3 separate regions of the Homo sapiens genome follow, and all the other regions are linked to region 2. Evidence: chromatin loops called from intact Hi-C (ENCODE). Cell type or tissue: endothelial cell of umbilical vein. All regions are shown on one strand. Each heading gives the region's core, and the rest is flanking DNA. Links, peaks and the distances in the headings are about the cores only.

Region 1 (10,854 bases), core at 1,722-9,721, 540 kb after region 2:
CCTAAAACCAGAACTATCTCTTGAGTTCTTGGTAGTGTCTTAAAGCTCCTTTTTTTTTCAATCAGTTTTTTTTCAATCAGTATTCTGTCTCATTACACTGGAAGAGTCCAGACGGGTACACATAGCAAGGGTGTTCATGGCTGATGAGAGGTTTTGGGGGAGCAAGCAGAGACACCCAGATAATGCTTGGTGAACCATGATTCTACTTCTAAGCCAGGAGCCCTGATTCACTGTAGACTATAGAAAAGATGCTCTGAAGAAGTGGCTGGGCCTGAAAGCAAATTGGAAGCCCCTGGGATGAGTGCTGCTAACCTGGGGACAGCACCCTCTAAGCCTGAGAGCCTGAGGTCTGCCCACGGGGTCCAGCTCAGGTGTGATGTGTGCTCCTGCACATGCCAGCTTCTGACTTCCTAGTCTTCTCATCCTTCCAGGTAGGTGGGAATGTGATATTTACAAGGGCCATGTTCTCTAGAGCACGCTGTGGAAGTGCCTCATAAATTCTACTTTACTATTTCAAAGAAAAAAAAAACACTTGATTAAAACACACACCAGAAAAGGTAGACAGTTAGGGGCCTTTCAGTCTCCAGCTGTCATCACTGAAGGAGATCTTGATCCCGGTTTGTTTCAAGAAAGGGGAACTGGAACAGTTGGATGACACGCCCTCTTCCACTGCACAGGTGCAATGCATCATTACCTGACACTGGCCGCCTGAACTTTTCTACTGAGCCCTTCCTTCTGACCCCTTCCTGGAACTCCCCAATAAACAGGTCTTCACTGAGAGAGAATGCTGGATAATAATTAGTGCCACACTCTGAGGCTTCAGAACATCCAGGGCTGGCTGGATTCCTGACCCACCCTGCCACTTCCTAACTATGACCTAAAACAAGACATTTTACCTATCTGAGCCTTCAGTTCTGCACCTGTGAAATAAGAATAACTGTAGTACCCCTCACCAGGTTGTAAGAATTAAGTGAGGAAGTCAGGGATGCAGTAGATCTTACTTCAGTTTTACTTGTAAGAAGGCTAAAGCTAGGCACGGTGGCTCACGCCTGTAATCCCAGCACTTTGGGAGGCCGAGGTGGGTGGATCACTTGAGGTCAGGAGTTCAAGACCAGCCTGGCCAACATGGCAAAAACTCGTCTCTACTAAAAATACAAAAATTAGCTGGGCGTGGTGGTGTATGTCTGTAATCCCTGTTACTCAGGGGGCTGAGCCAGGAAAATCACTTGAACTTGGGAGGCAGAGGTTGCAGTGAGCTGAGATCACACTAATGCACTCCAGCCTGGGTGACACAGTGAGATTCCATCTCAAAAAAAAAAAAAAAAGGAAGAAGATTGAGGCCCACAGTGGCTGTCTGACTTGCCCAAAATCCTAGAGCTAATAACTGCAGCATCTGGGACTCACATCCTGGCCTGACATCAGAGCCCTCATACTCTGCCCACCCCTCCACGGGACCATAGGCCTGATCCCTCTGGCACTCCACAACTCTGAAGTCAACATGCACATCTGTGATGCTGTCTTCACTGTCTCTATTCATGTACTCGCTGCACCATCCAGGCCACAGTCTCCCCAAGGGGGAACAACTTCAAGCATTATGTTCTGCACGCGCTTGGCAGACACTTTATGCTCTGCAAGGCAAGGTCTCAGAGACAAAAGACAAGTTCTATCCTCTCCTAATGTGCATGTTTGCTCAGAGTGCCTTGCAGGCACAGTATAAATGTAGTTATATTTTAAGATCTGCTCAGAATAAACAAAACCTATTCCCAGAGACTTTACTCTTCATAAGTGTCAAGAAAATCCAGCAAATCGAACAGGTGTCTCACTGTACAAAGAGAATCAGGACGCTGCCAAGGAAGATGGCTTAGGCCTCACGGATGCAGTCATGTCTCAGGTTTGAAAAAATGATAGCAAAAAATAAAAGCAAAATGAAATATGTCACTTGGCTTTTGAGATTGTGCCTACTAGCACAGAAGGACGTGTGTGAACTAAGAGTTTTACAGGCTGATTACATATTTTAAACAAAAATTATCTTACTCACTCATTTGTTCCATGAGTTTTTACTGAGCTTCTGTGTGTCAGGCACTGTGGTAGACCCTCAGGCTATACCCCTGAATAGGACAGATACAGCCCTGGCCCTCTTGCTGAGAGTAGAGACGACACTTCCCAGCATCCCCTGCCAGTCACTCAAATAGGTTTGCAAAAACTCCATGTTTACAACGATGTGGGTAACAGCTAATCCCAGGAGAAAATCATTTCATACAGCAACATCTCTAAAAACTTGTTCCTTCTAATAATGTGTCACGGGAAGAAAACAAAAAGCTTTTGTAGCCAAATTACCTGAGAATGAGTGGTTTTAAAGCTGGCAAACTGTTTTCTCTACTGCAGGACTTCTCTGATCCTTTACCATGTGACTGTGCTCGGTGACTTGCCAGAGAGCGCCAGGGCTGCGGTGTGTGGGTACACAGGCCTGCCCAACTCCAGGAAATGAGCAAAGCCTTGCAAACATGTATGTGATCAGACATACTCTCAGCAAAGAGCGTTTTGATGGACGGTGTTCCACAGAAAGCACTTCAGAAAGACACCTCCGCGGAGGATAGTGTCTGAGTTAGACCTACTGTGGAGATGAAATCCCAGCCTCACCTTGGCCCTCCTTGCTAGGTATGCCATTGCCCTGATGCACCAATACAGAACTGCCAGGTTTCCTTCAGAACAAGAATCTCTTTCAATGGAAGAAAATAAAATTAAAAATCTGAAAGGTATTTTATTCTTTATGTCACTAAAAAAAAAATCTTGTCTTGGGCATTTCTTTCAGCTCACCCCATGGAATCGGTCACTATGAATAATTGAAAATATAAATAAAAAATTCATTTGGTAGCCCAGCCAATCTCTGCTGTGTCCGTGGAGGGTGGTAAGACTTGTTGTCTCAAGAGGAATTTCCATGACCTCTTTCCTACCCATTCAGGAGCAAATAAAGTCGATTTCCACTAGAAGAATGTCAGGCAGAAGTGTGAACAATAGTGGTGTTGAATGACAGAGACAGTAGGTTCCTGGAAGAAAATGAGGGTCTTCACAGGTTATTTAAAATAAAGAAATCTGGCTAGAGTTTCAGACTAGAAGAGAAGAGCAGGCTGAAATGGAAGATGCTCAGTTATTCACAGAAAATTACCTGTGGTTGAGGAAGGAGTCAGAGAACCTTGCCCTTTGGCAACACCGGAGAGTAGAAACTTATTTTGTCTGTTCTGGTCTCCAAGTTCGGTGCCCTTTTTGTTCCTCCTGGCTCTTTGTTCCACTCTTTGTTCTTACCTGACCCTTTCAGAAGTACAATATCTATATTCTCCTTTCCCAGTGAAATCTGATCTCAGGAAATGAGCTGAACCTCATTCACACCAAAATGTAATGACTAATGCTAGATAAATGATCTGATGCCAGATCAAGTGTTAAACCAAAAGAACTGTATTCCCAAAGCAGGCTTTCAGGCATCAGAAGGCTGCTGGGTGACTGTCTTTGAGCAGAAGGCCTTCAATCAAGTGCAAGTACATCCCGACACTTATCCACTCCCACAGGTGTCAGAGTAAGCCACAGGGGCCTCAGTCACAAAGGGGAGGTCTGGGAGGGTTTGGCTGTCCCCTCTCCAGTGTTCATGCTGATGCAGAGACTAGCTAGACCTGCAGACCTTCAGGAGGGGACAATGAGTTAGACTGAGGTCAAAAACCATATATCATTTCCTTTCCTTCCCTACTGAGGACCCTCTTGTCTAGGCTCACCCAGAGCAGAAGAGGTGCATAGGCCAGCTCTTCTCCCCACAAGGTCCATCCACACAGTGATGCCACTTTCAGTGCCCTGGAGATGTCCAAGCTCAACACTCCCATTCAACAGTGGAAGAAGGGCCCCAAGAAGGGCAGACGCTTCCCCAGGGCTGTACAGAGGACCTGTGGAAGAGCCTTGCAGAAATCAAGCACCTCACTGCTTCCAACCCACTCAGCTGCCTCAACTCTAGCAACCATCACAGCCACCTGTGAAGCTCAGCCTCTCAGCCCCGTTGTATGAAATCCCAGATCCAACAGGAAGCATATTCACACAGTTCCTCCTTAGGGTCAATCCCAACCCTCTACTTTTAGGGAACAAGAAGTCAATCCCTTCTACAATACCCAAGGATTCATCCTGCAACATGTTCCCTGGTGTTTGGCTATTCCTGTGTGGGGCACTCTGTTTCAGCATGAGAATATCAGAAAGCCTGTAAGGTGCTGGGGGCTACTGACATTCCCCCAGTTAACTGACTTCCAGTGGAAGTGTTAAGTCCAAGAGGTCACCTCTGGGAAACCCATACCAGGTGCCATACAGGAGACTTCAGCTCCCCATCATAGAACAGGATCAGCAAGTTTCATTTAACCAGGCTAGGGTCCACAGGAATGCCCAGTGAACTCTTTTCCCCACAGTGAGTATTGTCTATAACCTTTTGGGAATAAGTTTTCTGTACAAAAATATAATTGACACAATAAACAGCCCCTTCCCACAATGGAAAAACCTAATAGAATTTAATTATCGCAAAGAGATTCTGGGAGAAAAGAAGTTACACTTCTCTCTCTTGATCCCTCCCAAGAGGCTCCCATGCACCAGGAGTCTGAGCCAAAATAGCTGCCTGAGAAAGGCACAGCATGGCCCATGCTCAAGTGTGGGGAGTCCTTAATTAAAGTCCATCCTGTATGACTTTCCCTGATGACTATTTAAAAATCAAAACAAAGGTCATAAAGCCAGAACGTTTTATTCTACTTACAAGTCCGAAGTCATTTCACATTTGCGTGAATAACCTTCTGTGAAGACAGGTGTCACATCTTAACTTTTAGTGACCCTGTGGCACTTGCTGTCATTGAAGTGGGCTAGATGTTCACAGCACACCTCAGGGCAGCAGTTCTTAAGCAAAAGTGATTTTGCCCCCTAGGGGACATTTGCCAATGTCTGGAGATAATTCTGATGTTCACAAATGGGGAGGGGGCGGTGCCACTGACATTTAGTGGGTAGAGGTCAGGGATGCTGTTAACCAACCTATACTGTGCAGGACAACTGCCTGCAACAGGGAATTTTCCAGTCCAAAAGCCAATACTACCAAGGTTGAGAAACCCTGCTGTCAAGCAATGGTTTTAAACAACATTGGGCATAAGGTTTCACATAAAGTATTTAGTATAAACGCAGGTTTCTGGATTCTACCGACAGAGATTGTTTCAGTTGGTCTGAAATGGGAATTTGCCATTTTTTAAAAAAACAAAGACTGTTCCCCATTCCCCAAGGGATTTTGATGCAAGTGTTTCCTGTATTTCCAAAATGATGGGCTTGCAATTCCAAAAGCTACCACCAGGCAGCAGTGCTGTTAGCTTGGGTAACAAAAGCTTTATAGAAGGTTCTTAGGCAGAGTCTCAAAGAACCACACACGCTCTACTTCTCCACGAAAATACAATCACAGGTAAGTAGAAACATGGACTAAATATAGAAAGTGAATAAACTCACACAATATAGATCAATATTTAAAAAGAATGCAAACACCAGACGTTAGGGGCACCCTTCTAACAAATATTCATCTCTGCCTAATGTAACTTGTATGGAATTGTTTGGAGCCAAGTGATTTCAGAGCTGGAAGGACTAAAGTCATCCAGTCCCATAGCCTCATTTTAGCAAAGAATATGACTGCCTTTAAACGACCAGTTTCTAGAATTTGAGACCTTGCAATGCTGTGCCCACTCAGTCCCAATAGTGAGCACTTCAGAATCCCTTCCCTGATGAGCTCTTCCTGTTTATGGGGTGAGCCTGTGTCTGCCTCTGAAACATATCCCCAGCTGCTTGCACCTCTTGCAGTAAATACTCCTCCTGCAGAGATGGGCATTACCTGGATTCCATACTTCAGTGTTAACCAAATTTGCTCTATCCAAGAATCACCTAGGGCTTGGTCAAAATACAGGCTTTCCCTCTGAAGAGTCCCACACAGTTGTTCTGGAGCAGGGCTGACCATCTGTATTTTTAGCAAACACCCTGGTCTAAGTGGCTCTTTAGCTCTGGCTCTATTCCAAAACTTTCCCAAAATGTGGTCCCTATAAAAAATCAACTGGGAGCCATTCCAGACCAATCACTCTCTCTAGGGGCTGAGCCCAGGAATGTGTAACAAACTGCAGGTTGAGTATTTTACACATTAAGGTTGAGGCCCCTAACACTCTATATAGAAATTACTTACAGCATGATGCCCTCCCAGATCTTAAGGAAGCCTCATCTCTAAAAAGGCAGGGAAGAGAAGGCTACCAGATAGACACACATGTCTCAGCATTACTGCAGGCACTCCAGCAGACACTGCAGGCACCAAAGAGCACTGATCTCTGCCTCATCTGGGCCTCAGACACCTGTGTGACAGGGCTCATCACTGCCATCTTATCAGACAAAATAGATTCGGAAAAGCGAAGCAGCTGCCCAAGGCCATGGGGCTGAGTAGCTGAGTCAGGGTTCAAACTCAGGTCTGTCCCACCCAAAGCCCCTGTCTTCCTTTGCACAGGCTCCCTCTCAAGAGGCAATTCTGTTAAGGCCTCAACTCTCCTTTCTCCTGCATCAGATGCCCTTTGGCTTCCTCTCCCAGCACACAACAGAATAGACCCCAAAGAATGAGAAGCCCAGGAAGACCGGGAAGTTGCATTTCCTTGTGGGCCCCTCCTGCCCTCATGAGCTGGGCACCTGGAAGCTGGGGTCACAGAACAGGAGTTTGCTCCCCCTCCTTCCCTGCACCCCTCCTCCACCCATCCTTTATCCTGAATGGCTAATTTAAATGGATAGGATTTATTTGACTCAACTCTGCATTGTCTGACCCCAACCTGCTTCCAGCTATAACTCCCAAGTCAAAAGGCAGGAAGTCAGAACAGGGAGGAGAAAAAGACCGAGATAATCAGCCCTTGATTAACATTGAGCTGTGAATGCACAGCCTTTTCTAAAGCTGCACAGAGGGTGAACAGGAGGAATGCAAATGAGGTGGCAGTTACGAAAATGATGCCTGAACTGTAAAGCGCCATATAAACAGGAGGTACATTCAAATTTAAAAGAAACAAACAGGGAAACATGGTTTTCCAGACAATTCTCCTCCGAGGCTTGCCTCCTTCTACCAACGTTCTCCCAAAAAGGAGTTTGCAGCTCAGAAAGACAACTCCTGATAGCACTGTGTGCCAGGCCCAGTGTTAGACACTTTAAGTCAAACAAAAACGTGCAATACGTGAGCCCTGTCTTCAAAAAACTGATGATCTGATAAAGAAGGGAACTGAGAAATACCCCAAATCTACATGGTGTATGCCTAGTGGGGCAGACTCCAGAATGTGAGAGTCAGAAAAAGTTACTCAGACCTCCTGCAGGATACCAGCCAACGGCACCTCCTAATGGGCCTCTCCCTTCTCTGTTACCTCCAGGGTCCTTCCAGTTCTGCCTCCTAAACATGTCTCAAAGGCACCACTTACCTCCCCTGCAGCGTCATTACCTTGGTCCAGGCCTGTCCTCTGTATCCTGGGTAGCCCTCCACCCTCCCTTGCACCAAGCCATCACCCACATCGTAGCTGAAGTGATTTTTCTTCAATCCAATCATGTTTTCAAATCAAATAATGTTTAAATGCCTCAGTGGCTCCTTGTGACCACCTGGGGAAAGTTCAAACTTCTTGTTTTGGGACCTGAAGCCCCTCTCTGCCGCCCATGTTGCCCCCAGTGCTCTGAGCTCAAAGATTGTAATTCCTCTAACAGGGTGTAATTTCTCACGCGTCAGAGTTTAAGCACACTGCCTGGAATGTGAGATCTCACACAACCACCAGTCTCCACCTGGTTCATGCTTCTTTGTCCTTCCAGTATCAACTAAAACAGCCTCTTAGGCCGGACATGGTGGCTCATGCCTGTAATCCCAGCACTTTGGGAGGCAGATCACCTGAGGTCAGGAGTTCAAGACCAGCCTGGCCAACATGGTGAAACCCCATCTCCACTAAAAATACAAAAAATTAGCCGGGTGTGGTGGCACGGGCCTGTTAGCTACTTGGGAGGCTGAGGCAAGAGGATCACTTAGAACCTAGGAGGTGAAGGTTGCAGTGAGCCAAGATGGCACTGCTGCACTCCAGTCTGGGCAACAGGGCAAGACTCCATCTCAAAACAAAAAACAAAAAACAAATCAAACAAACAAACAAAAAAAAACCAGTCTCTTGCTTCGAAGCCTCCCCAGAGCACCCAGAGCCACGCCTCCTCTGGCACAGGCGTAACGTGATGGCTCCTCTTAGAATGCCCTACACGTGCCCTTCCTGAGCATTTTCACACTATATTTGAATAACCTGTTGAATATGTATGTCCTCTTGTATAGGAATAGGAATCACCTGGCCATCTTGTTAAAATGCACATTCTGATTCAGTAGGTCAGCAGCAGGGCCTGGCTTGCTGCGTTTCTATCCAGCTCTCAGGTGATGCTGCTGCTGCTGGGCTGTGGGCCACACCTGGTGTACACAGACTGGACTTTGCTGCCCAGAGACAGCAGGGCCAAGTTTGTCTTGTTCACCGAGTATCCCTAGCACCAAGCCCAAGCCTGGTACATGTTGGCACTAAGTAAGTTCGTATAGAATGAACAAATGAAGAAGGTAAACAGGTTAGAGGTGGACATTCAGTAATATGGGGTTCAAGTAATAGTTTCATCAGGGCCACAGGGGATAATAACAATGACAATGTCTGCAAAATCAGCACCATCCCTTACAAATCAGACCTGACTGACAAATATTTATCCATTTATAAAGTTGATTATTGGCCTAAATCAAATCCATACAGCAAGTGCATGACCAAAATGGAACATCTGAACTTGGTGATTTTGTACCCTTTACCAAAGCTAAACAAATTGCTACTTGCTGCAATCCCAGAGGGGTGGGGGTGGGGGTGCGGCAGGGGCATAGCGCCTGTGCTTAACTGTGAGTTATTAATGTGAAAGATTTGCATGTGCTTTTTATGATTATAGCTGACTTTGATGTCTTTGTGCCCTGCTCAGGGCTTCAACATACAACTATAATTTATTTGCAAAAAAAAAACAATGTGCATAGACCAAGTATCAGAAATATGTTGAAGTAGTTATAATATAAAATAAAACTGCAACAATTACATTGCTCCTGTGTTGCCAAGGGTAGTCCAGAGGCTCTGAAAGGATGGAGCACACGGACTTGTTCAAATCACTGTCTAGAGAAAAATAGCACAACATCTCTTTGGAAACCTGACTCTTAATTCTGCAAACTGGTGATTTCAATATCACTGAATGGGAAAAATAGAGGTAAGCATTTGCAACAACTTCAATAACCCACTGCAGATCAATACAGCTCTAACACTGCCCTCCTTGCCCTAAGCCGTCCAACAAGCTCAGCCAAACCTCCGAGATTGGTTACAAAGATCACATTGTTTGACTCAACACACTGGTGCTGCTCTTACACAATGTTGGAGAAACTGGTCAAAAGAGAACTTTTAGGTAACTCTCCCAACTCAAGATCGATAGTTCTCTGAAGAATTGAAAGGCAGGCAAGCTGCTGAGTCCTTATTTACATACATGTGGCTCTCAATAGATGCCTTCCCCATGGCTGCAAGAACAAATCAATAGTTTCTCTCAGGAAACCTCAAGTACAGAGGGATGGGATGGATATAAAAGATGTTTGGGGTTTGCATCTCTCTTTAATTCCAATTCTGCATATCCTCAGGGTAGTAACTATAATTGCCAAAAGACCTGCAATATTTGAAAGCATCTATTTAAATAGTCAATATTATTGAGTTCCTAACTTCAAGCCAGCCCAATTCTTGGGACTGAAGATTCAGGTTTCCAGCTTGATCAAGTGGAGAAATTGGGGAATGACTTGCTGAGACCAGGACTAGAGGCGGAAGATCAAGCTTACAGCATAGATGGTATAGGGGAATATCTTTGTTTCCTAGAGTAGTCACACAAATGACCAAAAACTGAGTGGCTTAGCACAGAAATTATTGTCTCACAGATTTGAAAGCTAGAAGCCCAAGATGGAGGTTGGCAGGGCTGGTTCGTTCTGAGGCCAGGAGGGAGAATCTGTTCCATGCCACTCTCCTGGCTTCTAGTGGTTTGCTCATCTTTGGCATTCCTTGACTTGTAGATGCATCACCTTGATCTCTGCCTTCATCTTCACATGGTGTTCTCTCTGTGTCTTCACACTCTTCTCTCTCTGCATGTCTGTCTCTGTGTCCAAATTTCCCCTTTTCATAAGGACACCAGTCGTACTGGATTAAGGGCCCACCCTAATGACCTCAGAGTAACCTGATTACCTCTCTAAAGACTCTATTTCCAAATTCTGAGGTACTGGGGATGAGGACTTCAACATCTCTTTTTGGGAGGATACAATTCAAGCCATAGCGTGGAGGGAAGGGGGATGTTAAGCCCCATTCTCAGCATGTTGAGAGTGAGCTATCTATGAATGCCTGGGTGCTAAGATCAGAAGAAAAATTTGCCCAAGAGATATAGAGCTAAGAGACATGTTCCTCTAGCAGTTCAAACAGAAACAGATGCTTGAGAGTCAGGTGCTGGTGTGGATGGCATTGCTGAAGCCACAGACAGGAATGAGACTGCCCCCCAGAGAAGTTACAGTGCTATGGACAGAAGGAGAGCTGAGAAGAGGAGCTGCCAATGAGGTGGAGAAAACCCAGGAGGGCAATCTCAGTGAAGCCAAGGGAAAAGAAGGTCTGAAGGGAAACATCACTGGTCTAATTACACTGTCCCAGTTATCTATTACTGTGTAACTAACTACCCCAAAATTTAGTGACTTACAACAACTGCCACTTATTATCTCTCACAATTCTGTGGCAAGGCTTGGCTGAG
Region 2 (10,854 bases), core at 1,316-9,315:
GAAATCACCATGTGCGCTCTGGCAGACATTTGCCGTGCATGACTCAGTAAGGTAAGTGAATGAAGAAATTAAACAAATGTTACTAGCGGGTGGGAAGAACCCTTGCCTCACATAGGCCAATAAAGGTAATTTTTGTGGTTCTAGTTCTTGAAAAATCTAATCTACCTGCAAACTATCTCAGCGGAGGGACTTGGCAGGTGTATTTTGGCTCAGTGTGCCTTGGGAAGTAGTCCCTGACATCTCTCATACTGGGACTCCTCAGCCTGTCCTTGTGGGATGGTGTATCAGAGTCCACTCACAAGTCAGGTAGCTGCCCTGCCACAATGAGAGCAAAGCAGTGGTGCTGTTAGCAGTGGGTTGTAAGGTCACAAGCAGAGGGTAGAGTCAGGCAGTACAGGTGCAGCTTTGTTACATGGATGCATTGTATGACACTGGAGTTTGGGCTTCTACTGAACCAGTCACCTAAATAGTGAACACAGTACCCAATAGGTAGCTTTTCTGCCCTTGCTCCTGTCCTCCCCTGTCTCTCCCCATAGTTCCCAGTGTCAATTATTTCCGTGTTTATGTCCATATGTGCCCATTTTTTAGCTCCCACTTATAAGTTAAAACATGCAGTATTTGATTTTCTGTTTCTGAGTTATTTCACTTAGGATAATGGCTTCTAGCTGCATCCATTGTTTATGCAAGGGACATGATTTCATTCTTTTTTATGGCTGCATAGTATTCCATGGTGTATATGTACCACATTTTCTTTATCCATTCCACCATTGATAGTCACCTATGTTGATTCTATGACTATGCTACTATGAATAGTGCTGTGATAAACATTTGAGTGCAGACGTCTTTTTTGGTAGAATGGTTTCTTTTCCTTTGGGCACATAACCAGTGGTGGGATTGCTGAGTTAAATGTCATTTTCAGTTATTTGATAAATCTCCATACTGCTTTCCACAGGGGCTAAACTACAAACAGTATATAAGCATTCCCTTTTCTCCACATACTTGCTAATGTCTGTTTTTGTTTTTTTACTTTTTAATAATATCCATTCTGGCTGGTGTAAGATGGTACCTCATCGTGTTTTAATTTGTATCTCTCTGATAATTTAGTGATGCTGAGCATTTTTTCATATTTTTTGGCCACATATATGTCTTCATGTGTCTGCTCATGTGTTTTGTCCACTTTTTAATGGGGTTATTTGTTTTTTTCTTGTTGATTTAAGTTTCTTATAGATTCTGTAAATTAGTCCTTTCTTGGATGCATAATTTCCAAATATTTTCTTCCATTCTGTAGACTGTCTGCTTACTCTGTTGATAGTTTCTTTTGCCGTGCAGAAGTCCTTTAGTTTAATTAGTCCCAATTGTCAATTTTTGTTTCTGTTGTGTTTGCTTTTGAGGCCTCAAAATAATGAGAGCCATCTATGACAAATACACAGCCAACGTCATACCAAATGGGCAAAAACTGGAAGCATTCTCCCAAAGAACGGGAACAAGACAAGGATGTCCACTCTCACCACTTCTATTCAACATAGCAGTGGAAGTCCTAACCAGGGCAATCAGGAAAAGGAAACAAATAGAAGACCTCCAAATAGGAAAAAAATGAAGTCAAATAATCTGTTTGCTGATGATATGATACTTTACCTAGAAAACCCTAAAGATTCCTCCAAAAGACTCCTAGACCAGATAAATGACTTGAATAAAGTTTCAGGATATAAAATCAATGTACAAAATTAGTAGCATTTCTATACACCAGTAATGTTCAAGCTGAGAACCAAATCAAGAACTCAATTCCATTTACAAAAGCCACAAAAAAAAACAACCTAGGAATACATCTACTAAGGAGGTGAAAGATCTTTACAAGGAGAACTACAAAACACTCCTTAAAGAAGTCGGAGATCAAACAAACAAATGGAAAAAATATTCCATGCTCATGGATTACAAGAATCAATATCATTAAGATGTCTATATTGCCCAAAACAATATACAGATTCAATGCAATTCCTATCAAATTACCAAGGTCAACCTTCACAGAATTATAAAAAATGAATTCTAAAATTCATATGGAACCATGAGTAGCCAAAGAAATCCTCAGCAAAAAGAAAAAAAGCCAGAGACATCACATTACCCAACTTCAAACTATACTACAAGGCCATAGTAACCCAAACTGCTGGTACAGAAATAGACACTGAGATTAATGGAACAGAATAGAGAACCATAAATAAAGCTACACACCTACAACTAACTGATCTTTGACAAAGTCGACCAAAATAAGCATTGAAAAGGACTCCCTATTCAATGAATGATGTTGAAAAAACCGGCTAGCCATATGCAGATGACTATTTAATCCATCTGCCATATGGATCTATAAGAAACTTAAATCAACAAGAAAAAAACAGATAACCCCATTAAACAGTGGACAAAACACATGAGCAGACACTTGAAGACATACATGTGGCCAAAACACATGAAAAAATGCTCAGCATCACTAAATTATCAGAGAAATACAAACTAAAACATGGTGAGGTACCATCTGCCATATGCAGATGGATTAAAGACTTAAACTTAAAACCTCAAACTATAAATTCCTAGAAGAAAACCCAGGAAAAACTATTCTGGACACTGGCTTAAGCAAATAATTTATTATTAGGACCTCAAATTCAATTTTAGGGTAACTTCATTTACTTGGTTTTTTTTCCTTTTAGACTTCCTTTTTAAATGAACTGTAAAGGTAATATTTATTATAGAGATAGTTAGTAATGACAAAGAAGTACAACAGCACAGAAAATACGGATAATCCTAATGCCAGAAATGGTGAGGCAAAGAATTTTGTCATTTTTGGTCATAATTTGGTCAAGGTTTTTTTTTCTTCTATGATTTTTTTCTTCATTTTGAAATGTATTACTCACAGTCCCAGCAAAAGTACAGGATATACTTAAGTTGAGTAACTTGAAGAGAATTTAGTAAACTTACTATTTATAAGAGAGTGGATGGAATATAAGGAAACCACAAGAGATAGTGCAGCACCTAGGGTTTGGTATTAGTGGGGATGACATTGCCACCTGGAGCTTGAGTGGGAGAAGACAATGGTCAGAACCCAAAACAGAGAGAACTGTGTAGGGACCACCTCCTGACAGCAAGAGGAGGTAGTGCAACATCACTGGGAGGAGAATACATGCCTCAGCCTCACTCTTCCCCTTCCCTACCAGTGGCTTCCTCTGGCCAAATACATCAGAAACCAGCAATCAAGGCTGCAGCCCATTTATGCAGCCTACACCCCTGGGCATAGGACAGGGTCAGGGAGTGTAAAGAGTCCAACTAGAGGGGCAAACAGAAGATATCCAGCCCAAACTGCCCAAACACACTTTGCTTTCATTGTATGATATTCGAACATTAAAGATAAAGCAACCTCTCCCCTACAAAGAGGTAAGCATTGTTTTACGTTTAGTGTATGTCTTCCAGACATTTTCCTAGTTTGTTACCTGTATAATATATGTCCTCATAATAGGTGCAATTTTGTTCTGCCTGTGTGGGCATGTGTTTTGTAAACAGTGTGATACAATACGTATTGTTAAAGAACTTGCTTTTTTACTCAACAATTTGTCTTGGACTCTTTTCACATCAGCATGTAGAGACCTGACATTATTTTAATCCCCTGTGTGGCATTCCACAGTGTGGTTGATAGGAGGGCTGTTCTCCAATGTCCTAGTTCTCTCTCTCTCTCTCTCTCTCTCTCTCTCTCTCTCTCTCTCTGGGCACATAGTAGGATGGGAGCATCCCACTCTACTAAACTCAGGTTGCCAGTATGATTGCCTTTGGTCAAGGAGATATAAACCCATGTCCCATATGTCACTCCCAGGCAAAAGCTTTAAGAGCTGACACATGCTTCATCTTTCTCTTTTCACTTGCTGTTGAGACTAGTGGTGTTCTCGACCAGCACTGCCTAGTAAAAAATATAATCTAAGCTGTTATCTAATTTTAAATATTCCGTAAGTCACATTTAAAAAAAGTTAAACACAGGCAAAATTAATTTTAATAATGTATTTCATTTACCCAGTATACCCAAACTATTATCATTTCAACATGCAATCAACACGAAAAACTATTAAATAAATATTTTACACTTTTATACTCAGCCTTTAAAATCCGGTATATAACTTACACTTACAGTGTTTATCAATTCAGACTAGACACATTTCAAGGGCTCAATAGCTCCATGTGGCTAGTAGCTACCATGTGGGACAGTGCAGTTCTGTCTGCATCTTAAGGATGATGGAGCTGAGCCCCAGCTGAAATGTGTTGAGTTACTTTTACTCACACTACAGTGTGAGAAATTTTTTATTGCTTTTTTTAAGGCATCGTGACTTGGATGTTGTTTGCTCCCACAGAATCACCTGATCTGTCCAAACACACATATCGTAATTCATTTAATCATTTCAATATGGGTGGACAAGCAAGTTGTTTCCAATTTTTCACTGTTATAACAAGATGTTGGTGAATATCTTTATGCACATTTTTGTGCTCAGATGGAACTTTTTATATCATAGGCATTTATATATTTTTTTACTTTAACAAATTTAAAAGGCTGTCCAACGTGTTTCAAATTTTCACTTCTATTAGAAATATGTGAAAGTACCCATTTTCCCCATATCCTTACCATTACCTGATATCATCTAATTTTTTATTTCAAATACTTTTTCTATTTGTTTTTATTTACATCTCTTATAGTTGATATAATATACAGCCCATTCTTCTAACATCGTATTTTTATATAATTAAAATTTTCTTGAAACTTTGTTTTTAAATGGCAGCATCAACATGTGGCATAGATATAGCAAGTCAATTTAACCATTTCCCTAGTTTCTTGGATATTCACATTGAGATTACTTCCAAACTTTATTATACATATCACCATAATGAACATCTTTTGTGCAAACAACATTTTATACATTTCACTTAATTTTCCTATGATAAGTTCTAAAAGTGTAGTTACTGGCTTGAAAGGCCCATACACATTTATAGTTCTTGGTATTTGCTAGCAGATTCTTTTTTCTTGCTAGAAAATTTGTATCGATTACAGTCCTTTAGGGAAATTTCAGGTTTTTATATGACATAAATTGAACATTTGCCATTTACAGATGCTTTTAGATACATTCTTGCATCTAATGCTTACAAGGGTTCCATAAGGTGAGCAAAAGGAAAATGACCTGCCAGGGTCACAGCGTAGGTGAGAAGCAATGCTGACATTTGAACTCAGCTTCAGACAACAAATTCAGGTTTGTTTGTTTGTTTTGCTGAATACTTCAATTGCTTCCTTAACATTGACCATGGAAAAATAGGCTTCTTCTTGATCCCCATTTCAGCCACAACTTGTGGCCCCAAGTAACTCATTAGTTTGGGTCTTCAAGGAGAGAGAACTAATATTACCAATGGCTTATTTCTGTAAAAATCCTCCTCCGTGCTTGAAAATAGGAATGTCACTCTATAATTTCAAGATGCCAGGTGAGGGCACTGCTGGCCCATAATTTGTTTCAGAAACAAAACAGAAATGGTCTCAAGAGGAGGCTAACAATTTTTTATATGGTTTCCCTCAGAGAGACACCTTCCACTGAAGGAATATTAAACTGGTGTCTGGCATAGAGAACTGTTTTCCAGTGGGACTCACTGGGGTTCTCTATTTGGCGGATTTATCCACACAGACCAACTTGTTTCAAAATGAAAAGGGAGCCATAATAAAGTAAGATGTTAAGCTGTTTTAGGTGGAAACCACTGCAGATATTTTCTAGTATAGTTCTCACTACTGCAGACAACAATAAAATGCAAATGGGGAAATAGAGCGAAATGCAAAATTTCCTTTTAGAGTTTAATAGAGTTGAGCCTATCAGAAAAGATTAGAAACAACTTCTCAACATTTTTACATTTTGTTCTTTGGATGATGTTGATATATTATAGTTTTAGCTGAAAGGAGAATGTTTGTGTTCTCTGAAGTCATCTATCCCTTGTTGTGATCTGAGCTTCTTTCTTGTCTGGACCATGGCCATAGTGTTCTGATCAGGGTTCCTTCCCCCATTGTCACATCTCCATACCCAACTCACCCTCACTCTGCATACTACATTCTGTATGAACTTTCTAAGGTAAAAGTTGGATCCTTTCACATCCCTTCTCAAAGCTCACCAGTGGTTCACCACCCTCTAGAAGATAAAAGCCTTCACATACCTTATACTACCTTCAAAATGAAGCTTCTACCCACTTTCCAGCTTCATATTATGCCATGCTTCCTGCATCCCCTCGTAATACTGTGCTCCAGTCACACTGAACTTCTTGCCTTCTGCTGTGGTCTGAATATGTCCCCACAAATTCACATGTAGGAAAATTAATCCCCAATGCAACAGTGTTGGGAGGTGGGACCTAATTGGTGGTGTTTAGATATGAGGGCAGAGCCCTCATGAATAATTAATGCCACCATAAGAAGCTCTTAAAGAAGTAAATTCACTCTCTTTTGATCTTCTGCTATGTGAGAACGCAATGTTCCTCCCCTTCAGCAGACACGGCAACAAGGTATGAGTTTGGTGCAAAAGTAATTGTGGTTTTTGTCCTTTCTTCCAATGGCAAAAACTGCAATCACTTTTGCAGCAACCTAATACCATCTTGGAACCAGAGACTGAACCTGCCAATGGCATGATCTTGGACTTCCTAGTCTCTAGAATTGTAAGAAATATACTTCTGTCATTTATAAAATATCCAGTCTCAAATATTCTGCTATAGCAGCACAAAATGAACTAAGATGCCTTCCCCCAAATGTGCTCTGCTCTTTAATATCACCAAAGTTTTATACCTACTCTTTTTTCTGCATAAGAGTTTATTCATTATTTTACTCAACCTACCAATCCCTCTCACTCTTTAAAACCCAGCTAGCAGGTCACCTTTCTAGGATATTTTTTCCCAAATCTCCAGATATAATCACTTGTATCAGTCAAGGTTCTCCAAAGAAACAGAACCAATAGGACACACACACACACACACACACGCACACACACATGCACACACACAGATACAGATAATAGATATCAATATGTGAGAGGGGGCCAGATGCCATGGCTCACTCTGTAATTCCAGCAGTTTAGGAGGCCGAGGTGGGTTGGATCACTTGAGCTCAGGAGTTTGAGACCAGCATGGGCAACATGGCAAAACCCCATATTTACAAAAACATGCAAAAATTAGGCAGGCATGGTGGCATGTGCCCATAGTCCCAGCTACTTGGGAGGCTGAGGTGGGAGGATCACTTGAACCTGATCCTGTGGAGGTTACAGTAAGCCAAGATGGCACCACTGCACTCCAGCCTAGGCAACAGAGCCAGACCATGTCTCAAAAATTTATATCTATCTATCTATCTATCTATCTATCTATCTATCTATCTATCTATGGGTATTTATTATGGGAATTGGCTTACATAATTTTGGAGGCTAAGCAGTCCCACAGTTTTTGATCTGCAAGCTGGAAAATCAGGGAAGCCAGCAGCCTGGCTCAGTCCAAGTCTGAAGGCCGAAGAACTGGGAGAGCTGAATGTGTAACTCTCAGTTCAAGGCCAAAGGCCTTGGTTGGGGGAGGGATTTGTGCAAGTTGCAGAGTTCAAAGGTGAGATAATCTTGAGTTCTGATATCCAAGGGCAGAAGATGAGTGTCCCAGCTCAAGAAGAGAGAACAAATTCAGTTTTCCTCTGCCTTTTTGTTCTATCTGGTCCCTTAATGGATTGGATGGTGCCTGCTCACACTTGGTGAGGGCAGATCTTTCTTACTCAGTCTACTGATTCAAATGTCAACCTCTCTCAGAAACACCCTCACAGACATACACAGAAATAATGCTTTACCAGCTATCTGAGTATCCCTTAATTCAGTCAAGTTGACACCTAAAATTAACCATCACATGACTCCTCTATTGGTACTCCCATGAGTGATCTTAGGACTACATTATGTTGCTATTTCTTATTTTGAGTGCCTATCAGTACCTCTGTACAGAGAGCTCCTACACGAAAGAGATCATATCTAATTCATCATCGAATTCCAAACCTAAGCTTACACTTGGCACATAATAGACCCTCAATAAACTATTATTATTTACATTTTGGTAGATAAAGAGGTTTTTCATGTCAGTAATCTGGCAGCATGCCATATACACCATTCTAAAATTTTATGGAGGTTCTGAGATATCATTATTCATAACTTTACAATTCATACTTACAAAGATGTTTGTGCTTACTTTTACTTCTATCTTCTTCTGGATTATTTGGTTTGGGCAGAAGGGGAGAGGATATCTGAGGTTAGAATTTGGTCCAATGCCAGCACAGGTTTTTTTTTAAAAAGAGATGGAATTTAAGTAAAGGGAGGAAGATTTCCCAAAGGGTAAGAAGGGAAACCTGCTCTGAGTATTTAACAGAAGAAAGCAGAAAGATTAAAGTGGAGAAGGAAGCAAGAATCCTTGAGAACAGTTTTGCCACATTGTAGGGAAGAGAGATGGGAGAGAACAGGAGTGAATTAGGGAGGAGAGAGAGAAGTGAGTTTAGGCATTTATTCCTCTTCCTACAACTTCTATTTCTGCCCCCAGTGGCAGATATTAGCAGTGGTGAAAGACAATTGCAAAGTTCTACCAACTCGCCATATTCGTTTAGATGGTAATAAACTCTGCATGATCATTACATCTCAAAATGTAGAAAGTCACTAAAGGGAACATTATACATTCAGAGATCTATAAAGCTTGTCACTACAGAGTGTATACTATTTTAATGAGTCTTAAACTCTTTACACAGGCCCTATATCCACACAGAGTCATAACCAATAGCCTATAAAAACACATGCCTGCACGTGTGTGCACACACACAAATATGGCATCTCACACATCTATTATCCCACCTGGGGCATGACTGTATTTTCCTACTGATGGATTGAGCTCTTGGGTTGAGATGAACCATCTGTCTCCCAAATGGATTTCTAGTACTTCAATCACATCTCCAGTAATCACTTTCCCTAAACACATTAGTGGGAAATGATGTAAAAAATAATTAAGCATAACTATCCAGTGCATTAGAAATTGATGGTATCTATGTTGTGTAAATTAGAGACATGTATCTGGTTGATACATGTCTATCTATCTGGTTGAGAAACATATCCAAGAAAATGGAGCAATGGCTCTCAACTACATGGATGTCACTCTTTTTGGCAGAAAAAATATTGCTTCTTACTCCTTTAGTGCACTCTCAATACACACTTTTTTTCAGTAAATTTTACCTTACCCATAGACATAACCCCTGAGAAAACAACTAAACAAGACATATAGGGGAGGGGGGGAGGGGGGCATGTTCTATGAGTATGTCTGTGGGGATGAGGTGGGGGTGGGGGCTACATGCACATAGCACTCAGCATTTTTTTCCACACAGGTTGAGTCCCCAGTGGAAACAAGAAATTGGGCTAGGAACTGTGTGTACCATTTTGCTCTTTGGCTATAAAATACGAGAAAAGTGTTTACCAGAATTCAAAGGCCTCAGTGATTAATAACACATAGCAAACTTTGACTCTGCATAAAGCACATTTATTCAAGCACATGAGAGAAAAAACATTATGGGATCCATTAGAATATTCTACAGGATTGGTGAAAGGCTATTTTATTGCGAAGATGCAGAGGAATAGCAAATCTTTGAAGACAATTTACTACAGAGATCAGAAAAAGAGTTTAGAAAATTGTTTTTATATTTAAGAAGATGCTATGAGGTGTGACCTCTCTGGAACAGAAAGAGAACTCCACAAGGTTAAAATGCAGTTAAAATACTTTAATGCGGTTTCAAAAGTTTCTAGGAAAACCTAAACTGAACAGATAACATAATAAGATGGAAGAAAAAATAAAATGTAGATTTTCTGTAAACCAAAAGTACAGAATTAAATCTATATTGGAGGCATTAAAGATCAGAAGTGGCAGAAAAATTCAATTTAGTGATAGAAACAGCAAACTTTAAAGTATGTTTAATAATTAGAGGAATGGGATAAATATTAAGATGGGAGTGATTATATATAGAGAGAAAACAGAGGCTAAACATTCCACCTAATAATTATATGAATTTCTAAGGAAAAATCCGGAATCATTAATATTGAATCAATACTGGAGAACATAGTTGAAGAACGTTCTGCATAGTTTTTTAAGGAGAATTTTAATAGGAAGATATTAGGGTGAGAAATCTTACTACATTCTCAGATAGAATCAAAGAAAATGACCCAAATTCAGATGTAAGTCTAAAATGGAATATTTTAATTATAAGTAAAAATAAAATTCTATAAGCATCCTTTCAGATGATCCACAAATGACCTGCAAAGAAATATATATCTGTATGATGATACACTTTTCCTCTGTGATACTAAGTTATAGAGAAAAAGAGAGAAATGGTTTTGAGGGGATAACAATAGAATACAATAATTCATATGTGAAAGCAACAGGAAAATACTCTCAGGTACACATGTTAAATAAATGTACCATCCACACGTCTATCTTTAAAATAATACTTGAAGAAATAGCTTCAATTGGCAAAATGACTCATAAGTCAAGAACCAGGATAACTTGTATAAAAGCATGGCAATTTCTTCTTCAATTCAAAGTCTCTGCCTTTAGGAAATAATTTTATATGCTATGATTTGTTATACAAAGATATTAATTGAAGCATTATTTCTTTTAGTTAAATGTTATAAACAAGCAAACTGACCAATATTTTCAAAATGTCCAAATGACAGATTATTCTTCAGTCATTGAAAGTAATATTGAGGAAAAAATTTAAGTATGTGAAAAAACACAAGAAAAAGTTAAATGAAGAAAACATGATAGAAG
Region 3 (10,854 bases), core at 1,900-9,899, 520 kb after region 2:
CATTTCTCCCCAGCCCCTCCCCAGCCTGACAGTCTCTGAGGACAAGCAGTGCCCATCTCATTTCCTTTTCTTGGCTCATTTTAATTAACAAGGCAACCAGGCACATCACTGCTCATCAGTGAATAAGGACCAGAAAACATCATTCTCTCACATGATACTGGGACAATTCTTACTTTCTAATACCAGTTCAAAGGCCTCCAAACTCCAGCCTCACAAACGCTACCATCTCTGCACTCTAGTATCTCCACCAGCTTCTGTGGGCTTGATTTAGAAGTGACACATGATTCCACAGAAGGAAGACAGGACTTGGCACATAACAAACCTGTACTGCAACCCCAGTTCTTCCAATGACAAGCTTTCTGAGTCTCATTTTCCTCACCTGTACAACAGAGATAATAAAACCTGCTTTGGGGATTTTCAAAAAATTAATTAGAAATGCCATCTATAAAGCACCCAGCAGAGTGCCAGGAACACACACTCTGTTCTCTATGAAAAGTAGCCAGTATCAGTATTTGTCACCTGTCTATTGTTTATCCACAGCTACAGTCCTTAGCTATCGGTTTACTGCCTGGCTCTATTTAAAAGGACATATGGGATCCTGCCATATTTAAAGGTTTTAGAGTGCATGGACCACGTTTTCCATGTTCTCTTTACTCCTCCACTGCCTCTCATCCTGAGCTCAGCACCAGCACCAAGCAGGTGCTCCATAAATTAGGCTCTCAGGACAACCCCAGCCAGTTCCATGTCTTTAATTGGCTTTACTGAGATAGTAGTGTTTAAAACTGTCTGTCCACCTACATGCACCAGCTCAGTCTCAATACCCAGCAGAAATGAGTTGTCTTCAGGAACATTTGAAAGAGTGGCTGTATGCACCAAAGTCAGCTTCAGTATGCACCAAATCCTGTAGCTTCTCTAAAATAGGAACCCTCACCTGTCTGCTTACCCCTGCCAATCCCGACAGGTCCCTACTCTTCTCTGATAGGGAAAAAAAATGGCAAAAGCTAGAACTAGAACTATGTCAAGGAATAGTTTCACTGTCTTAGCTAAAAATCCATCTCCTTCCACTAGGAAGCCTTCCAAGGTTCACCATGGACAGAATTCAACACTAATCCTCAGTGACTCTCTGTATTTCATATTCCATGGGGCTGTACTCCATGGAACTGTAATTCTCTCTCCATCTCATCTGTCATTCTCATGAGGCTATGAGTTCCAAGGATCTGTCTTCAACTCTGAACCACGTATGGCGATGGATAGAGAATACAGGTTCAGCAAACTTTTGATGAATAACTTAGCAGCCTTGTGAAGCAGATATGGCATCCCACAACCCCCCCACCATCTCCACTTTGATACATGAGAAGCAGTAGCTAGGAGCAACTGAGCACTTTACCTTCAATGCCTCTGTTTTACACAGGAGAGAAAGGAGACCTCCATGCCAGGACATGCCACCAGAGCACATCGAGTGGCCTCCTGCTGCACTGATGGCTCAAGGCTCTCACAAACACCCCTTTGAGGTCATTTCATGATCATTATTTGCCATCTTCTCCTCTGGACAGTTAGCTTCCTGAGACTAGGCACAGTGTCTGTCTCCTCCCACTGTGTCCAGCACTAGCAAGGCAGGCAGGCTGTAGGTTCCCATGAAGATCTGCTGAAATGATACAGACAACTTATCCGTCCCTCTCTGCTTCTCAGACTTCATGGTGCCTATGAATCCCCAGGAGATCTTATTAAAATGCAGATTTTGACTCAGTAGGTCCTAGGGGAGTTGGGGGCAGGGTGCTGGAGAGTCAGCCTTTCTGATAGCTCCCAGGTTATGCCAAGGCCACTGGAAAGCAGACTGCCTTCTGAGAGGTGAGCCGCTAGTTGTTGAAGGCTTGGCTGGTCGTTCACTTGTGCTATGACAAAATACCTGAGACTTGGGTCATTTATAAAGGACAGAAACTCATTTCTCACAGTTCTGGAAGCCGGGAAATCCAAGATTGAAGTGATAGCATCTGGCATCCAAGGAGGGATGTACCGTCCAAAGGGGAGGAACACTGTGTGCTCACATGGTGGAAGGACGAGAGCCAAATGCTACTGTGTGAAGCCTCTTTTATAAGAGTCATAATCCCACTCATGAAGGACATGCCCTCAAATCATCTCTCAAAGGACCCACCTCTGAATGCTATCAAATGAGCAACACCTGAATTTGGGAAGTGATGCATTCAAATCACAGCGGCTAGCTAGAAAAAATCCTTTTATGTTCTAAAAAGAAGTTTGTCTTTCCTGAGCACTTGGGGTTGTCCTTTCTTTCAGCTATGATGTGAGCCCTCCCTCCTGGTCCTTGATATCATGTGATTCAAGGAATTCGAGCAAAGTTTCAGCCCTGAAGAGCTAAAGGCTGAGAGCTGGAGAACCTGCCAGTTGAATCCCCTCTCTGCTAGCTTCCAGGCCCACAACCAGGACTTGTGACTCACAGTTTATTATTGACAACCTGGCCTTGGCAGCAGGAGTATTTTTGGATGCCTTTACTCTTAAATCCCTGGAATTCAGAACTGTACAAGTTAAACCTTATTCTAACTACTTTTTTCCTTGCAGTTTTCATCTCTAGCTCCTCTGCCCTCTGAATATTTCATTCATGCCCAAGACAGAGTCTTAAATTGCAGGAAACCAGAATTCTGCAGATCAATTAGCCTAACTCACAACATGTAATTTTTCTTATTTAACAGTTAGAATAACACCATTTCTGTGTTCAGCGTGGGCCCGCTCTGTGCCCACTGGAAAACAAATCTACCTGCCTTTGGAGGAGATCCATTTAAGAACCAAAGCCCCCATGGTGCCTCATCATCTAAGAAGGGTGACACTGTGAATCCTTCTGAGGATTACTCTTTTTTCCAAGCTGATAAGAGCTCTGAATGGCCACTCAGCTAGGAAGATCAAGCAGCCCACCTTCTTCCAAGGGCCTCTGGGCACAACATGGATGGTCCTTGATTTTACTGCTTGGCTGAGGCAGAGGGGCATGTCTTTTGGCAGAGGTGAGTGCGGGTATCCTGGGGGAGAGTCTCTGGTCACCAACTACAGCCCTTGTCTCCCTCCCAGTTTTCACTACAGCTAGATAAGCACAGAGGGCTTTGTAAGAAATGTTCAGTCAAGAAGCAGAAAGAGCCTCTGCTTTTAGGTCCTACAGTGAAATTGCTGGAAGCCTTTTCTTCCTTGTTCCTTCCATCTCCTGGCCATGGAGTAAGGGTAGTGAGATCTGGTGGTCTCCAACCTTCAGGGACTTCAGGGGATTCGTCCCTGACCTATATTACTGCCGTTTTGGTGCAATGCAGGACACTGGAGAGGACATGGGCTTCAGCAGATCAGGAATAGGTGAGTTTCAGGAATGGATGGAGGGAAGCTCCAGTCAGATGGGAATGTTTAAAAACAAAACTGAAATTCTAACGGTGTACACAGCATAGTTAAAACATCCTTGTCAAAAAAGCCTCTTGGACACACGTTTCAGGAAATGAAGGCTCAGCTCCACAGGTATTGTTCTTCACCATGTCTGACACGTCAACCCTACAAGTCAACAGGTTGAAGAAAAGTCTGGCATTCACAGAAATAAAACATTACTGCAAGGCCACCTCCTTCCTCCAGAATGTGAAGCATTCATGACAAAAGAGAGAATTCACTAACCATAATCTACAAATAAAACTAGTCACGATGGGCATATTTTCTCTTATTTTACTCCATCAGATGAAACTAGTTTCCAAGATCCGCATAGCTATCAATTTCCCCCCTCAATTCATATTTTTATTCTTCTCAGTAGACACTTTATTTTTGTAAGCTGTACCCAGTTTTGTTTTGATAGCTCACCAGAACCTGGAGTAACAAATACTTTTAATTTGATTATTTAAAAAGTCTCATTAATTTTTCAAGCCACACAACATACACAAGCACAAATGAATTCACCAGACACCTGCAACCAGTGAAGGTTAATAGTCATTTAATGTAACTGCATACGTTACAAGCAATCTTCCTGTCCCACTGCATTTTCAAAGACCACATAAATATGTAATCCATTCCTCTTTTTTCCTATCGTAACATTCCACTGGGGCGATTCTGATGAGCTGTCCCCCCGCTGCCTCCACAGTAAAGTGCTGCGCAGTGGCTGATGGATAGATACTGGGTTTGAGTAAAGAGGATTTCTGCAGCCATCCATAAACCCAGCTCATTTAAATTGGTAGCTGTCGACTACCTGAGAAGAAAGAAAAGGCTGTCCTTAAATAATAAAAAAAGCATGGCTCTATTGTCTAGAATGTCAAGCAGAATTCCTATTTCCAGGTAGCAGCACTGAGGGACCACCTGATTATAATGAGGGGTTTGTCTGTCTTCTCAGCCCAGTCTCCTGGGAATCCCTCTCAGTACCTTGAGAAGAGGTAAGAGTGCTCGAGATTCCTCTCCCTGTAACTAGGGTTCTGGTGGATGGTGAGCCAGATAATTGTTTAGATGGCCAAGTGGGTTTGAAGTGGAAATAGAAACAAATCCAGGATGTTACTAGGAGACTACCCTTTGATTAATGGGAATTCAAAGATGAAACAAGTATTGCCTATTGTTTAATTTTCCCTTCTTTGAAAGTAAAGTGTTTGGGGAGAAAGCTAAGACTCTAAAAACCAGAGCATATATGAGACAGCACAGAGCAGGCCCTCCTTAAACTTTTCTCTTGGTCAAGATAAAATTTTTCCTAATCCCAAGACATGCTGCTGAGGGCAGAGACACTCAATAATGTGGATTTACTGACCGATTCACCTGCTTCTCTGTAGGAAATCAAAGTTCATTCATTCACAGACTTGCTCAGTGACAGAAGACGTTTAATAGATGTCATTCTATCCAGGGCATACAATTCATGCTTTAGCCCCTAAAATTTGCCAAGCAGTGCAGTTGAAAGCTAAAAAACATAAGTCACTTTCTCTATATCAGCAGTTCAAGTTTGTCCAATCTCTGCCCTCAGAGAAAAGAGGAGGCACACACAAATTCCAAGACTATATATCATGAAGGTTATGGAGCCTGTTTGAGACATCACAGAAACTACCCAGCTGAATTTTAAGCTGCCTCTCATCAGAGAACTGAGGATTCACAGATTTCCAGGGAAATTGCATTTTGAGGGAAATTCTTCTAGGTAAAAACCCATATAATTCAATGATGAATATTTCCTTTGGCCTTTAATTGATTTACAAGCAATGCTCCATGGCTAGCTTTAGGTGAAAGATCTATTAATTTAAAACCATTCATTACCCCTTTCTTTCATCTAACACATTTTTCCAATATGCTTATTGTTCACTATAAGTAACAGATTGACATCTCTCCAAGAGCAAGTCCTTTTAATACTTGTAAATGGTTTCTTGGAAGGCATCAATGATAAAACTAGTTATGTTTTCAGTAGAGTGATGCTAGGATACACTTTTATGCAATGCCATAAAACTATCCTTCTTATTTAAGTAGCATCAGCAAGACAGTAGAATAGGAAACCCGAGAGCTCACTTCACAACAGAAACACCAGCTTTAACAACAACACATGAGGCCGGGCGCGGTGGCTCACGCCTGTAATCCCAGCACTTTGGGAGGCCGAGGCGGGTGGATCATGAGGTCAGGAGATCGAGACCATCCTGGCTAACAAGGTGAAACCCCGTCTCTACTAAAAATACAAAAAATTAGCCAGGCGCGGTGGCGGGCGCCTGTAGTCCCAGCTACTCGGGAGGCTGAGGCAGGAGAATGGCGTGAACCCGGGAAGCGGAGCTTGCAGTGAGCCGAGATTGCGCCACTGCAGTCCGCAGTCCGGCCTGGGCGACAGAGCGAGACTCCGTCTCAAAAAAAAAAAAAAAAAAAAAACAACACATGATCCAAAAAGCCTTTATGAGAACTCCAGAATTCAGTTAGGAAGTCACAGTACCCCAGGCAACTCAAAATCAAGAACAGCTACATTGAAATGGGTAACAAAAAGCTATTTTATTCCAACTGCATCAATCCTTCTCCCAAGCCAGCACAGCTCATGATCAAAAAGAAGAGTCCAACTTGTGGATTCTCCCTTGGGAGGGAAATTGAAGAAATTGAAACACTTCCAATGTTCCAGCTTTTCAGGAAACTGCCCAAGGGACTGGTTTCTGTCCTGCCTGATTCAGAGTGCTGATGGGAAACTGACATACCTTGGATGCCTGGTATCCACAGAGAACAAAAGAGAGCTCAGAAGCTTGTGGCAGCACCAGAGAACTTGTAGTATCACACAGAGACACCAGCACAGCTTGCCACAATTTTCAGAAAGCACCCAACTCATGGCTTCTCCACTGGGAGGGAAAGGAAGGGTGGAATGTATATATTGTGTTCTGGCTTTTCAAGGGCTGCTAGAAGGAGTGGTTTCTGTTTTGCCTGACTTAGAGTGCTGACAGACTTAGAAAACTTTGGATACCTGGGAGCCAGAGAACAGAAAAGAGCTCAATGCCAGAAAAAGCGCCAGAAAACCTGAAATACCTCATACAGACACCAGAGGGAGCAAGAGGCTACAAGCGCCTGAAAAAGAGACCAGCAAATCTCTCTAAATGGGAAATTACACACACAAGCCTAGAAAAGATTTCTCTCCCCAAAAGGTTAAGAGACGCTTGGAATCTCTAGCTGGGCTGATTGCTGAAGGTCTTTCCCTATAAGAAAAACCATAAGGACTGGGGAAAGTGGTTGTGTTTTCAAATGTGCAAATCCCAACACAAAATTATAAGGCTCACAAAGTAATGGGGAAACACAGCCCAGTCAAAGTTACAAAATAAATATCCAGAAATTGGTCCTAAAGAAAAAGAGTTATATGAATTATCTCATAAACAATTCAAAATAGCCACCATAAAGATGCTTAACAAGCTCAGGAAAATTGTGTATAAACAAATGAGAGTGTCTGTAAAATGAAAAAGAGTATTTTTTAACCAAAGAAATTTGTGACCTGAAGAACACAAAAACTGAGTTGGAAATTTCACTAGAATAATTCAAGAGCAGAACTGTTTAAGCAACACAGAATCAGCACACTCAGAGACAGGTCATTGGAAATTATTCAGTCATAGAAACACCAACCAGAAAAAAAAAAAAAAAGTGAAGAAAGCCTAAAGGACCTACTATGGGACACCACAGAGACCAATAGGTATATTATAGGTATTCCAGAAGAAGGAAAGACAGACAAAGGGGCAGAAAGCTTGTATGAAATAATAATGGCTCTGGTAAAGGAAATGAACATCCAAATCCAAGAAGCCAAATAGATCTCAATCAGAACATACCCAAAAAAGTCCACACTGAGATACATTATAATCAAGCTGTCAAAGGTTAGACAAAGAGAGAATTTTGAAAGCAAGAAAAAAGTAACTCATCACATACAAAGGAGTCTCCATGAGACTATCAGTGTATATATCAGCAGAAACTTTGCAGGCCAAAACAGAGTAGGATGATATATTCAAAGTGATTAAAAAAGAAAAAAAAGGGCCAGGGCGGTGGTTCACGCCTGTAATCCCAGCACTTTGGGAGGCCGAGGCAGGTGGATCACGAGGTCAGGAGTTCAAGACGAGCTTATCCAAGATGGTGAAATCCTATCTCTACTAAAAAAATACAACAAAATTAGCCAGGCATGGTAGCAGGTGACTGTAATCCCAGCTACTCAGGAGGGTCAGGCAGGAGAATTGCTTGAACCCCAGTGGCAGAGGTTGCAGTGAGCCAACATCATGCCCTAGCCTGGGCAACAAAGTGAGACTCTGTCAAAAAGAAAAAAAAAAGAAAAAGAAAACTGTCAATCCAGATTTGTGTGTCTGTGTTTTTCAAAAATTAAGAAAAATTAAAGGCTTTCCTAGATAAACAAAAGCTGATAAAATTTATCACCACTAGACCCGCCTTATAAGAAAAGCTAAATGGAGTCCTTCAAGTTGAAAAGAAAGAATGCTAAAAAACACTGGTCAGCAACATAAAAGCATATATAAGTATTAAGCTCATTGGCTGAGGCAGGCAGTGAACCCAGGAGTTCGAGACCAGCCTGGGCAACATAGCAAAACCCCATTCTTACTAAAAAATACAAAAATTAGCCAGGCATGTTGGCACAAAACCTGTAGTCCCAGCTACTCAGGAGACTGAGGTAAGAGAATAACCTGAGCCCAAGAAGTCGAGGCTGCAGTCAGCCATGATTGTGCCACTGCACTCCAGCCTGGGCATCAGAGTGAGATGCTGTCTCAAGGAAAAAAAAAAAAACACACACACACACAAAACTCACTGGTAAAGGTAAATATATAAATATTACAAATACAGAATATTGTAATACTCTAACAATGGTAGGTAAATCACTTAATTCTGGCATAGAAGTTAAAAGACAAAAATACAAAAATAACTATAAAGGTATGTTAATGGATACACAATACAAAAGATGTAATTTGTGACAATAACAAAACAGAGGGGAGAAGTCAAAGAGTAGAATTTTTGTATGTGACTGAAGCTAAGCTGATATCAGCTTAAAATAGATATTACAACTGTAAAATAAGCCCCATGTAACCACAAAAAACCTACATAAGATACATAAATGAAAATGAGAAAGGAATCAAAGCATATCCTTACCAAAAAAAAAATCAAAAGAGGAAAAAAGGAACAAAAACACTAAGAGACAGGCAGAAAACAAAGTGCATTTTAGTCCATTTTAGTATCACAGGAAACCTGAGACTGGACAATTTATAATAAACAGGAATTTATTTTCTCACAGTTCTGGAGGCTGGCAAGTCCAACACTGAGGGGCCAGCATCTAGTAAGGACCTTCTTGCTATGTCATAACGTGGTAAAAGGAATCATGGTGAAAGGAATCACATGGTAGAAGAGCAAGAGAGAGAGAGTAAAAGGAAGATGAACTCTCCCTTTTATAACAAACCCACTCGTGCAATAACTGTTATTTCATTCACTCCATTCTCATGGCCTAATCACCTCTCATTAGGCCCCACCTCCAAACACTGCTGCACTGGGGATTAAGTTTTTAACATGTGCATTTTGGGGAACATATTCAAGCCATAGCAAAAAGTCAATAGTAAGTCCTTCCCTATTGGTAATTATTTTCAATGAAATTGAATTACATTCCCCAATCAAAAGACATAGGGTAGTTTAATGGATTTTTTTTAAAAGAAAATGAGACTATTTGCTTATTTTAGATTTTAGGACACACACAGGATGGAAGTGAAAGGGTGGAAAAAGATATTCCATGCAAAAAGTAACCAAAGGAGAACAGGGTGGTCATATGTATTCATACAAAATAGACTTTAAGTCAAAAACTGTCATAAGAGACAAATAAGAACATCACATATTGATAAAAGGGCCAATTCACCAGGAAGACATACCAATTATAATTATATTTGCACCTAACATTAGAGGAGCCAAATATATGAAACAAACATTGACATGACATGGGCTCAACAGAAGGGGAAAAAAAAAATAACAAGCCATACTTTAGAAGGGATTAATATCCAAAATATATCAAGAACTCAAATAACAGCAAGAAAACAACCCAATTTTTAAAATGGGTATTTTAAAAAACTGAAATAGACCTTTCTCAAAGAAGACATACAAATGGCCAACATGTATGGGAAAAAAAATACTCAACATCACTAATAAGCAGGGAAATGCAAGTTAAAACCACAATACGATATTACCTCAACCTGCTGGAATGACTATCACCAAAAACACAAAAGATAAGTGTCGGCAAGGGTGTGGGGCAAAGGAATCTCTCACATATTATCAGATAGTGTAAATTAGTACAGCCATTACGGAAAACAGCATAGAGGGTCCTCAAAAAATTAAAAAGAGAACTACCACATGATGCAGCCATCCCACTTCCAAGTATCTACCCAAAATAATTAAAATCAAGATCTCAAAGAGATATTTGCATTCCCATGTCCAATGCAGCATGATCTATAAAAGCCAAGAGGTGGAAACCACACAAGTGTTCATCTATGGATGAATGGATAAGTAAGATGTGGTGTACAAATACACAAGAATATTAGCCAACCTTAAAAAAAGAGAAAATTTTGGCCAGGCACAGTGGCTCACACCTGTAATTCCAGCAATTTGGGAGGCAGAGGTGGGTGGATCACTTGAGATCAGGAGTTCAAGAACAGCCTGGCCAACATAGTGAAACCCCATCTCTACTAAAAATACAAAAATTAGCCAGGTGTGGGGATGAGTGCCAATAATCCTGTCTACTTAGGAGGCTGAGGCAGGAGAGTCGCTTGAACCCGGGAGGCAGAGTTTGCAGTGAGCCAAGATCACACCACTGCACTCCAGCCTGAGTGACAGAAGGAGACTCCATCTCAAAAATAAGAGAGAGAGAAAATCTTACAAATGGATGAACCTGGAAGACGTTGTGTTAAATAATACAAGCCAGTCACAAAAGAGGAGATACTGCATCATTCTACTTACATGGGATATCTAAAGTAGTTAAACTTTAAAAACAAAAAGTAGAATGGTGGTTTCCAGGGGCTGCAGAATGAAGCAGAAGAAAAATGGAGCTGCTATTCAATGAGTACAAAGTTTCAGTCATGCAAGATGAAAAAGTTCTTCAGCCATACAACAATATGCATATAATAACACTGAATGGTACAATTAAAATTTCATTAAGGAGGTAGCTTTCATGTTATTTGTTTTTTTAACCACAATTAGGAAAAAAAAAAAGCTATACTTCCTGTACAAGCTGGAAATCTCCAAAGAATCTGAACACAACCCATTTTGCAAGCAGGTTTCCCCACCCCAAAATTTCGTTTCCAAAGGGACAGAGAGAGCAGACCATCACCAACACTAAGCTGTGCAGACAAGCTTGACGGCTCAATCCTGAAAAAAAAAAAAATGAGG

The links. Hi-C counts contacts between places; a loop is a spot of excess contacts. Peaks named below come from ENCODE experiments on the same cell type or tissue, not always from the same donor. Only the 100,000 strongest peaks of a DNase experiment are listed, where the experiment ranks them.
Region 1: a loop joins it to region 2, with 16 times the contacts of the local background. A loop is called at or near these places in 4 of 110 quality-filtered maps.
Region 3: a loop joins it to region 2, with 11 times the contacts of the local background. A loop is called at or near these places in 15 of 110 quality-filtered maps.

The regions. Positions count from the first base shown.
Region 1 is chr5:137,339,572-137,350,425 of GRCh38, forward strand. All of the region lies in intron 2 of SPOCK1 (SPARC (osteonectin), cwcv and kazal like domains proteoglycan 1), which reads right to left. Among named protein-coding and RNA genes, the nearest start is that of SPOCK1, 150 kb to the right of the region's middle. In endothelial cell of umbilical vein, for the core only: a CTCF peak has its summit at 5,361; DNase peaks (open chromatin) are centred at 2,990, 3,370 and 5,380; H3K27ac peaks cover 3,239 bases.
Region 2 is chr5:136,797,075-136,807,928 of GRCh38, forward strand. No RefSeq gene overlaps it. Among named protein-coding and RNA genes, the nearest start is that of CTB-1I21.1, 68 kb to the left of the region's middle. In endothelial cell of umbilical vein, for the core only: no CTCF peak of the experiment used is centred there; a DNase peak (open chromatin) is centred at 5,527; H3K27me3 peaks cover 328 bases.
Region 3 is chr5:137,314,127-137,324,980 of GRCh38, forward strand. All of the region lies in intron 2 of SPOCK1 (SPARC (osteonectin), cwcv and kazal like domains proteoglycan 1), which reads right to left. Among named protein-coding and RNA genes, the nearest start is that of SPOCK1, 180 kb to the right of the region's middle. RefSeq lists an enhancer at 5,628-6,127. In endothelial cell of umbilical vein, for the core only: a CTCF peak has its summit at 6,497 (motif pointing right); a DNase peak (open chromatin) is centred at 6,495.